Regions from separate parts of the Mus musculus genome. Here region 1 is linked to region 2. A link is a contact called in ENCODE Hi-C or POLR2A ChIA-PET data. All regions are on one chromosome and are shown on one strand. Each heading gives the region's core, a stretch centred on a gene start or an enhancer-like site at or near the end of the contact. The rest is flanking DNA. Distances are from core to core; before and after follow the strand shown. Region 1 holds the start of Hap1 (huntingtin-associated protein 1). Region 2 holds the start of Klhl11 (kelch-like 11).

The links. A loop is a pair of places that touch in the nucleus more often than their neighbours do. ChIA-PET counts read pairs that join two places held with the same protein, here RNA polymerase II (POLR2A).
Region 1: a map of left cerebral cortex shows a loop between it and region 2 (3-fold over the local background). The contact joins the promoter of Hap1 here to the promoter of Klhl11 in region 2. A Hi-C loop is called at or near these places in 20 of 37 maps with a recorded cell type or tissue (CH12.LX, Patski, T-helper 17 cell and 6 more). POLR2A ChIA-PET finds 5 or more read pairs at or near these places in 1 of 5 experiments (Patski).

What each region holds. Positions count from the first base shown.
Region 1 is chr11:100,354,047-100,359,208 of GRCm38, reverse strand. Hap1 (huntingtin-associated protein 1) reads left to right here and starts at 3,068. Exons shown (of 13, transcript NM_177981.2): 1 at 3,068-3,519; 2 at 4,461-4,537; 3 at 4,847-4,963; 4 at 5,074-5,162. The coding sequence starts at 3,132.
Region 2 is chr11:100,470,214-100,475,080 of GRCm38, reverse strand. Klhl11 (kelch-like 11) reads left to right here and starts at 2,299. Exons shown (of 2, transcript NM_172565.2): 1 at 2,299-2,900. The coding sequence starts at 2,353.

The DNA.
Region 1 (5,162 bases), core at 1,819-4,318, 120 kb after region 2:
GGGGAGGGAGAGGGATAAGAGAGAATTCCCTGGGGGCTTGCTGGCCAGCCAGCCAAGCTGAAACATTCTAAGTTCCGGGTTCATTGAGACATCTGTGTCAAAGGAGTAAGGTGAAAAGCACGAGAGTTTTCCTCCAGCTTCTGGCCAGAGATGTGTTGCACACATACATTGCTGTTCATGTACAAACATGCACACACACAAATGCACAAGCACACACATTAGAATAGGTACTCGATGTGTTTGTTGAATGAATGAATAAATGAACAGAAATAAAGGGAAATGTTTTCAGGGGAAGGGCTTTAAGGCACCTTCTCATGTAGCCCGAGCTGGCCTCAAATGTTCTACATAATCCAGGTTGGCTTCAAATCTGCCACGGAGCCCAGGCTGGCCTTGAACTCATGATCCTTCCACCTCACTCCCAGGGGCTGGGATTGCAGACGTACATTACCACCTGTGGTAGAAAGTCATAGTGGAATGGCAGTGCCTCTTGACAGGGTGGGTACTGATGGAAGGGCACATTGATTCTTTCTGGGTTGTCTTTATTGGTCTGGACTGTGTGGAAACCTGACCTTGAATGCGTTAGGAGATGCTTTGCTAGGCAAAGACCTTGAGAATCAGCCCTGTCTATAGCTCAGACAAGGATGCTGGGAAGAAGTGGTGCCAGAGTTCTTTAGCTTAGATAAATGTGTGGATGAAGGGCTGTGCATCGCATGCATGCCTGGTGTGTATTCATCCAACACACATATTGAGTACCTATTCTAATGTGTGTATTTGTGTGTGTGCATGTATGGGTGTGTGTGTGTGTGTGTGTGTGTGTGTGTGTGTGTGTGTGTGTGTGTGTGTGCATGTTTGGACCTGTACAGCAATGTGGATGTACAGTACATGTACACCTCTGGCCAGAAGCTAGAATGTACCTGGACCCAGGATGGTGTAAGACAGGTGTGTGGGACGTGTGTTGGGGTATAGGGAGAGGCTGGCTAGCACAACAATCTGAGAAGAAGGGAGGAACACTCTGCTTGCAAAATAGACCATTGGTACAGAATGCGAACATTTGAAAAGCACTTAATGCTGGGCGGTGGTGGTGCACGCCTTTGATCCCAGCACTTGGAAGGCAGAGGCAGGCAGATTTCTGAGCTTGAGGCCAGCCTGGTCTACAAAATGAGTTCCAGGACAGCCAGGGCTATACAGAGAAACCCTGTCTCAAAAAACTAAAAAAAGAAAAAAAGAAAAAAGAAAAAGAAAAAGAGAAAGAAAAAGAAAAAGAAAAAAAAGAACTTAAGGTTTTCTTTTAGAGGTCTGGTCTTGCTCTGTAACCTTGGCTGCCTGGAACTAGCTATGTTTGAGGGGTATTTAAAAGGCAAATTCAAGCTGGGTGTGACTTGTAATTCCAGCTCAAGAAAGTCTGAAGCAAGAGAATTGAGGCCAGCCTAGGCAACATAGTGAATTTTAAGCTAGCCTGGACTACAGAGTGAGACCCTCTTTCAAAAGCAAAACAAAATTGGGGCGTGTTGGGGATTGGAGAGATGGCTCAGTGGGTGAGAACATAGGCTGCTCTTTCAGGGTTCTGCTCCCAGTTCACAGCCATCTGTAATTCCAGGTCCAGGGGATCCGATGCCCTCTTCTGGCCTCTGTGGAAAACAGGCATGGTAGTGGTGCCCAGATATACAAGCAAGCAAAACACTCATATGCACAAATAAAACTGTATGTCTGTGTGTGTGTATACATACATACATACATACATACATGTGTGTGCGCATGTGTAAACTGTCTCGGTCTGCGTGTAAACATAAAGGCTTGTGTTTGGATCCCTAGCATCCACATGAAGGTCTGGTATGGTGGCACCTGTCTGTAAACCCCGGGGCTGAGGGGTAGGGTGGAGTTAAGTGGATGTCTTGGGGAATCGCTGGCCAGACAGTCTAGTCAAAGTGCTGAACTCCAGATTCAGTGAGGAACCTTGTCTCAAAAAATAAGGTGGCAAGGGACGGACAACAACTGATGTTGACATGGACACCTTCATACACCAGATATAAAAAATAAATAAATAAATATTTTAAAAAACGTAAAGTCAATAGCCTTGTCCACTGGAGGATGGTGGAGAATGGAGAACATCAAGAACGATTTTGAGACTTGAGTCCATGAGTCATCCATCTCCCTTTAGCCTGTCTCCCAGTCTAAAAGCACAGAAATGGCTACTGCCCTCCCTAGCTCCCACCCCTTAAACCAGTTCATTCAGGACTGAGAGCCAGCTTCCAAAGTAGCCATTTTTCTGGGGAGCATACGTCCGTCCATGAGCTGAAGAGCACGGGTAAAGTCGTGGAGACCGACATCGATCAGTTCAGACCCTGGGATAACGGATGTTTTGGTGTGTGTGTGTGTGTGTGTGTGTGTGTGTGTGTGTGTGTGTACACGGGGATCTTGAAGAGTCGTCACAGCGAAACATTTAAGCAGGATCCCCTCCGAAGATGTTCTTTTTGGAATGTTTGAAGAACAGAACAGGTGCTTGCTTGGACTGTAGGGCTTGAGAATTAGGGTTGGAAATAAAGAACGAGTGAACGCACTAAGATGGAAGACGTCCAGGGGCGAGCGCGAGAGTGAGAGGGACCTGTGGATGACACGCAACACGTTGAAAGCCATACCGGAGTTTGGATTTCTCGCTTAGTCTACCTGGGAAGGCACAGGCGTACTGCCTCGATTCTCAGGTCACCTCGGTCTGTACACAATGTTGGGTAGGGCAACACAGAAAGCCCCTGGAAGCTGGGGTGGCGGGAGCGCGCGCGGGGGGCTGAAGGGGGGGTTGTTTCTAGGCAGAAGCTACGGGTCCCTCTACTCAAGTCCAGGGAAGCGGCGGCTTTGGACAGAACCATTCTCAGAAGATGGAAGGGAAGAGAAATCCATCACCGTGGACTCGACCCCACGGAATAAGCTAGGCACTAGTTCATCTCTTTCTTTCTTCTTCTTTTATTTACTTCCTATCTCGTCACCACTGGCTGCTTTCTTGCAGGATCCTGAGTCCTCGGCACCACTAACTGATCAACGGTCACCCCTAGCGCCACGCGTGGTACAGCCCAGTGGAGCCCGCTCCGAGCACAGGTTATAAAGCCCCGGCTGCGGCAGCGGACTGCGGAGTCAAGATGCGCCCGAAAGAGCAGGTGCAGAGCGGTGCGGGAGACGGGACAGGGTCGGGGGACCCAGCAGCAGGCACCCCCACGACCCAGCCTGCAGTTGGTCCCGCTCCGGAGCCCTCGGCGGAGCCCAAACCTGCTCCAGCGCAGGGAACCGGGTCCGGACAAAAATCAGGATCCCGAACCAAGACAGGAAGCTTTTGTCGGTCCATGATCATTGGTGATTCGGACGCACCATGGACCCGCTACGTATTCCAGGGGCCTTACGGTCCCCGGGCCACTGGCCTGGGCACTGGAAAGGCCGAGGGAATCTGGAAGACACCAGCCGCGTACATCGGCCGGAGGCCCGGCGTGTCCGGCCCTGAGCGTGCGGCGTTTATTCGAGAGCTGCAGGAAGGTAAACTGAGTCTCGGGGATCCCGCATTGGGCACTATTTGGGCATCTCCAGGTAGGAGGGGGTGCACCGACTCAGGCGCCCCGCCCCCTTGTGGCTCTTAGTTCCACCTTTCCACCACCCCCGCGAGACCACAGTCTGCGGTGCCGGTTTGGTTTCTCTTTCCCCATCTCCCCCCCCCCCTTTTCCGGTTTCCCGATTATTGTGGGTGCGTCAGGTCCAGAGCTCTCTCGCGCTCTCCGCCCGCCTCTTCGCGCCTGTTGCTGTGGCAGATCTGCGCACTCTCAGTGCCCCCTCCCCGTCTACCGCAGTGCCAGCAGAGGGGCGGGGGCTGCGGGTGCGCTTTGAGCCTGCGCTAGCCCGCAGGAACCAGCCTGCGTGGGTGGGTAGAGGTGTGTGTGTAGGGGAGCCTTTGACCACTACTTGTCCTCAGGGGGTCTGGGTCGTACTTTTCCGAAGCTGGAATGAAGAGGGAGGAGTGGGCGGGGCACTGGGCTTCTGTCCCTCCTCTTCTGGGCGGGGGCAATTTTAGGCTCAGGTGCCCGCTTCTGGGTGCTGAAGAAGTCTACTTGGCCCTCCTGTGACAAGCAACAGGTTTAGGATGGGTGACTGCATTTGTTTTTATGATCGAGGAGACTCCAGTGATGGCTAAGATGCCGATTGGGGGTGGGCATGATGAGCCCAGTATTTTCCCTGACTTCTTATCTCGAGGGGCCCAGAGACCCAGGGGTCTTGAGAGTCCAGTTCCTGAGCCCAGAGGATGGTTTTGCCTTTACAGCATCCAGGCCCCTCCTGAGAAAGCAGGAGTGGGGAGATCCGGAGCTGTGGAGAGGGTGTTAGGGCCAGATGGAGTGCAGTCTCACAATCTTTGTTGTGAGGGGTGTAGTGGTCTATGGGCAGCCTCGGCTCCTTTCCCTGACCCACTTGGGCCTTTCCTCCTGCAGCGTTGTGTCCTAATCCACCACCCACGAAGAAGATCACCGAAGATGATGTCAAAGTGATGTTGTATTTGCTGGAAGAGGTGGGTACCGCCTTCCTCACTCAGGCCAGCCCTCATTTTAACTCTGCCCTACAGGACTTCGGGCTTTTGTCTGTTTTCTTCTTGCCTGGGAGCCAACTTGAAGGCCCCTTTCCTGGAAGGCAAGTAGATTACAGAGGACCAATCTGGACTGATCTTATCAGACCCAGGAGATGGTTAATAGTCTTTGGTACTTGGATGACTGGGTGCTGGAGAGATAGTCTTCTTGTGACCTAGCCCTGGTTTCTCCCTCCTGTTTGGGAGGTCCCGGAAACTTCGAAGGAATTGGAATGGTTGGCTCTTCTTTTGCAGAAAGAACGGGACCTGAACACAGCCGCCCGGATCGGCCAGTCCCTGGTGAAACAGAACAGTGTCTTGATGGAGGAGAATAATAAGCTGGAAACCATGCTGGGCTCAGCCAGGGAGGAGGTATCTGGGTTCCTAAGGACCAGGGAGAGTTCCGTGTGTCCCCTCCCCAGACTAGCACCCGTTCTGCCCCCTTGTGCTCATCTTTCCGTGGCTTCTCTCCCCTGCCCTAGATTTTACATCTCCGGAAGCAGGTGAACCTGCGAGATGACCTTCTTCAGCTCTACTCAGACTCTGATGACGATGATGATGAGGAAGACGA
Region 2 (4,867 bases), core at 1,050-3,549:
CTCTCCTCTGATCCATATCTGCTCTACTTAATTGGTGCCTTTATTTCCTCTTTTGTCCTGGTACAATCCATCCTCTATCAGTGACATTTAAAAAATCAAGTTGAAGGCTTGCCAGGTGAAGACATTTGCTGCTAAGCCTGACCATGTAAATATGATGTGGAAGGAAAAGTTCTCTAACATTAGGTGTGCAAGGCACATGCAATGACAATACTACACACCTATACTAAAGAATGTAAAAAGAGTTAAAGGCTTTTATTTGTTTGTTTGTTTTTTGGTTTTTTGGTTTTTCGAGACAGGGTTTCTCTGTGTAGCCCTGGCTGTCCTGGAACTCACTTTGTAGACCAGGCTGGCCTCGAACTCAGAAATCCGCCTGCCTCTACCTCCTGAGTGCTGGGATTAAAGGCGTGGGCCACCATGCCCAACTTGTTTTTTTTTTGAGACAGGGTTTCTCCATGTAGCCCTGGCTGTCCCAAAACTCACTAGACTAGCCTGTTCTGAAATTCAAAGATCCTCCATTTCATTCTGTGTTCTTCCAAGGTCGGCAACATCCATTTTTAGGAAATCAGACATAAGTAATTCCTCACCTTCACCCACCTAGCTGAGACTCGGTCTTCTTTTGAGACAGCTCAGGTTGTCTTCCCACAAATGATTCTGCCTTAGCGTCCCAACGGCTGGAGTTACAGGTGTGTGCTACTTTTACCAGCCTAAGACTCAAAGTCTTATGCTTTACTACCTTTTGAAAATAATTTTCTCAGCCCGGTGGAACTTGGGAGGCAGAGGCAGGTGAACTCTGTGAGTTCAAGGCCAGACTGGTCTACAGAGTGAGTTCCAGGACAGTCACCCCTACCTAGCTGAAACCCTGCCTATAAACAAACAGACAAACAAACAAATATTCTGTTTTATGGGCAAAAAATATGGCTAATTGCACCTAACACCAACCAAGTCTAATTAATGACTCAAGTTCGAGTTCTATCCTCTAACGTAGTGATGTTCATTAAATTGTGCTTTGTACTCCACACGAATACCCTACCATAAAAATAAATAAATGTAATTTTTAGGGCTATTTACTTATTGGTGCTGGGGTGACTAAACTGCCCTGGTTTCTTTTTTTTTGTTTTTGTTTTTCGAGACAGGGTTTCTCTGTGTAGCCCTGGCTGTCCTGGAACTCACTCTGTAGACCAGGCTGGCCTCGAACTCAGAAATCTGCCTGCCTCTGCCTCCCGAGTGCTGGGATTAAAGAAGTGCGCCACCACGCCAGGCTTGCCCTGGTTTCTTACATAGCTCATGTTAAATTGGGTGTGCTCGCCGGGCAATGGTGGCGCATGCCTTTAATCCCAGCACTTGGGAGGCAGAGGCAGGTGGATTTCTGAGTTCGAGGCCAGCCTGGTCTACAAAGTGAGTTCCAGGACAGCCATAGCTACACAGAGAAACCCTGTCTCAAAAAACAAAACAAAAAACAAACAAACAAAACAAAACAAAATTGGGTGTGCTCAGGAACATTTTAGTAATCCCAAAATCCAGGAGAAGAATCAGGAGTTCAAAGTCATCCTTAACTACACAGCAAGTGTGTGGCCACCTTGGGCTACATGAGAGACACCTGCAAAAATAAATAACTTTAACGAAGTTATTTTTCTTTATACTGCCCCCCTCCTGGATTGGAAAGATAGTTTAGCAGTTAGGAGTACTCTCTCAGAGAATCAGTTTGATTGTTGGCTCCCAACACCCTTATCAGGGGGGTTTTAACCGCCTTTAACTCCAGCTACTGGGAATCTAACACCTACCTGTCCTCTGTAGGACCTGTGCACAGACACTTTGATAAGAATAAAATTTAAAAATTACTTTCTCTCCAAAGTCAATCGTTTTGTGTTTTAAGACGGGGTTTCTCTGTGTATTCCTGGCTGTCCTTTCTGAGACTAGGTCCTCGAACTCAGGGAGATCAGCCTGCCTCTGCCTCCCAAGTGCTGGGATTGGCACAGGCCAGCAGAGGCAGGGGTAAGGTGGATCTCTGTGAGTTCCAGGCTATCATGGTCTACAAAGTTAAAAAACAAACAAACAAACAAAAAATGTGTGTGCGTGTGATGGCGAGGATACACTCCAAAGCAACATAAAGTAGAAGAAAATTCAACAAAACAAGCACAGGGGGCCACCATAATGGAGGGGCGAGAAAAGGTAGACCTGAGTTTTTTTCTGGCTCCGAGAACTGCGCTTGCCTCGCTAGAGGGCGTAAGCACGGCAGAAGTGCGCAGGCGCGGCTCCGCCCCGCGCGCACTATTTAATCCCAGAATGCCTCTGTGTCGCATCAGACTTGCCGCACCGTTCGGAAGCTGAGGGGGCCGGTACGGCGGCGTCAAGATGGCGGCGGCTGTGGCGGCGGCAGCTGCCGCTGCGGCCGCGGCTGCATCTTTTCAAGTGCTGGAGATGGAGAGCATGGAGACTGCCGTCGCCGGTTCCGCGAGCCTGGCCGCTGAGGTCCGAGGCAGTGGCACGGTAGACTTCGTGACCGGGGCCGGCATCTCTACCCTCGTCGACACGGGCGGGAGCGATCCGGGCCCAGAGGCCGAGGACTTCGAGTGCAGCACTCACTGCTCCGAGTTGTCCTGGCGGCAGAACGAGCAGCGGCGTCAAGGCCTGTTCTGCGACATCACCCTGTGCTTCGGCGGGGCCGGAGGTCGCGAGTTCCGTGCCCACCGCTCGGTGCTGGCCGCTGCCACCGAGTACTTCACGCCCTTACTCTCGGGTCAGTTTTCGGAATCGCGCTCGGGCCGGGTGGAGATGCGCAAGTGGAGCTCAGAGCCCGGACCCGAACCTGACACGGTGGAAGCCGTTATCGAGTACATGTACACCGGCCGCATCCGAGTGAGCACCGGCAGCGTGCACGAGGTGCTGGAGCTGGCCGACAGGTGAGACGACCGTGGGCGAGCGAGGGCTGGGTTGGGGGGTGGGGGGCAGTGTCTGTGGTGCCAGCTCCCTCATTATGCCCGCGACGGGACAGCCACCGCGCCTGGCACTGAGGATGCCCCCTGAGAGTCTAGCTTGTGCGCATTGCACCCCTGAGCGCAGATTTCAGGTGGTAGGGACAAAGGCGATGAAAAACGGTGGGTCGTGTTCGACTCCTGTGATGATGACATTTAAAAAACGGTGAAGGGCTAGCTACGGATCGGAGGAAATGTCATTTAAACCAGCTTCGCAGTGGCAAGAGAAATTGGCCGTACAAAAGGGAATGGGTGCACATTACAGGCTTCCCAAAGGCCTCAGTCAGGGTCCAGGCTGGCTTAGAGAAGAAAGGACGTTAAAAAGAAAATCCAGCGATTCCGGATATGCTGGGTTTAAAGACCAGAGGGTGTGTGTGAGGAATGTTTGGATTTTATTGAGTGTGATGGATGGGAAACTGGGTAGAGAGATTATCTGATTTTAATATTTAAATACGAAATATTTAAATATTTCAAAAGTGAAAAGTGGATTGTGGAAAATGGATTGTGGGGAGCCAGAAAGGACGCCACAGAGGTTGGTTCGGAGGCAGGTGGAGATGCTGGTACTGTTACAAATCCTTTAACACATACCTCTGGAGCGCTAGACACTGACCTCGTTACAGTGCTGGGGGAGGGGGTATATCCAGCAGTGATCAAAACACATGAAAATCCTTTTCCTTATCAAACTCTCTGATGTTTAACAGCGAATATATAGCATGTTGAATAATTATTACAGCTGTGAGGCAGACTGAGGTGTGGGACTGTGCGTCATAGGCCCTAATGGAGAGGAGGTTTTGTTTTTTTATTTCTTTGTTTTGAGACAGGTTCGCACTATGTAATGCTGGTTGTCCTGGAACTCAATCTATAGACCAGGCTGAGAGGAACTATTTTTAAATTGGGCACATAAAGAATGTTCAGAAATCATAGCAAAGGCATATAGGTGGCAAGGTAGTGTGCTTCAGGTAGAGGGAGAAAACAGCGTGGGTTATATAGCTGCATGAAGGAGGCAGGATGAGAGGAGCAAAAGCATCCAAGTGGTGGGGAGGATGGATGGGTCCCTTGGAGCAGTGATGCTCACCCTGCCTAACACTGCAACCCTTCAATACGGCTCCTCATGTTGTGGTGACCCCAACCATAACATTATTTCCTTCCTAGTTCATAACTAATTTTGCTTCTGTGAATATCTGATATTCAGGCTATCTGATATTTGACCCCTGTGAAGGGGTTGCTTGATCCCCAAAGGGGTCACAACCCACATGTTAAGAACCTTTGCCTTAAGGCCTCATGGGCCTGTGAAAGAAGCTGACCTTTCTAAAATTAGAAGGCATTGAGAATGATTCTGTTTTACTTAATAAATTCCATGTCAAAAAAAGGGCAGGACAGGGTGCGGCAAGAGCTGTAGCAGAGACTAGGTCATTGCAATAGTGGTAGAGGCTTGGATTGAAGAAGGGAGGTGATGAGAACTGTGTCATCTGTGTGTATGCTTTGGGATTTATGTATAAGGGTGTTTTACCTGTGTGTATATATGTATAGTATCAGTGCTTGGTGCCTAAGGAGGGCAGAAAGAGGACATGTGGATGCTGGAAATTAAGCCTGGATCCTCTAGAAGAACAGCCAGTGCTTTTAACTGCTGATCCATCTCTGCAGGCCATCTGTGTTTTGAAATAGAGGAGATGAATTACTGGTGGGCTTGACACAGGAGTAAGGAAAAAAAATTTTTTTTTCGGAGACAGGGTTTCTTTGTGTAGCGTTGGCTGTCCTAGAACTAGCTCTGTAGACCAGACTTCAACTCAGATCCACCTGCCTCTTCCCCCCAAGTGCTGGGATTAAAGGCCTGTGCCTCTACTGACTAGCCAGCCAGAAGAATTTTTTTTAACCCAAGCAATTGGAAAGATCAG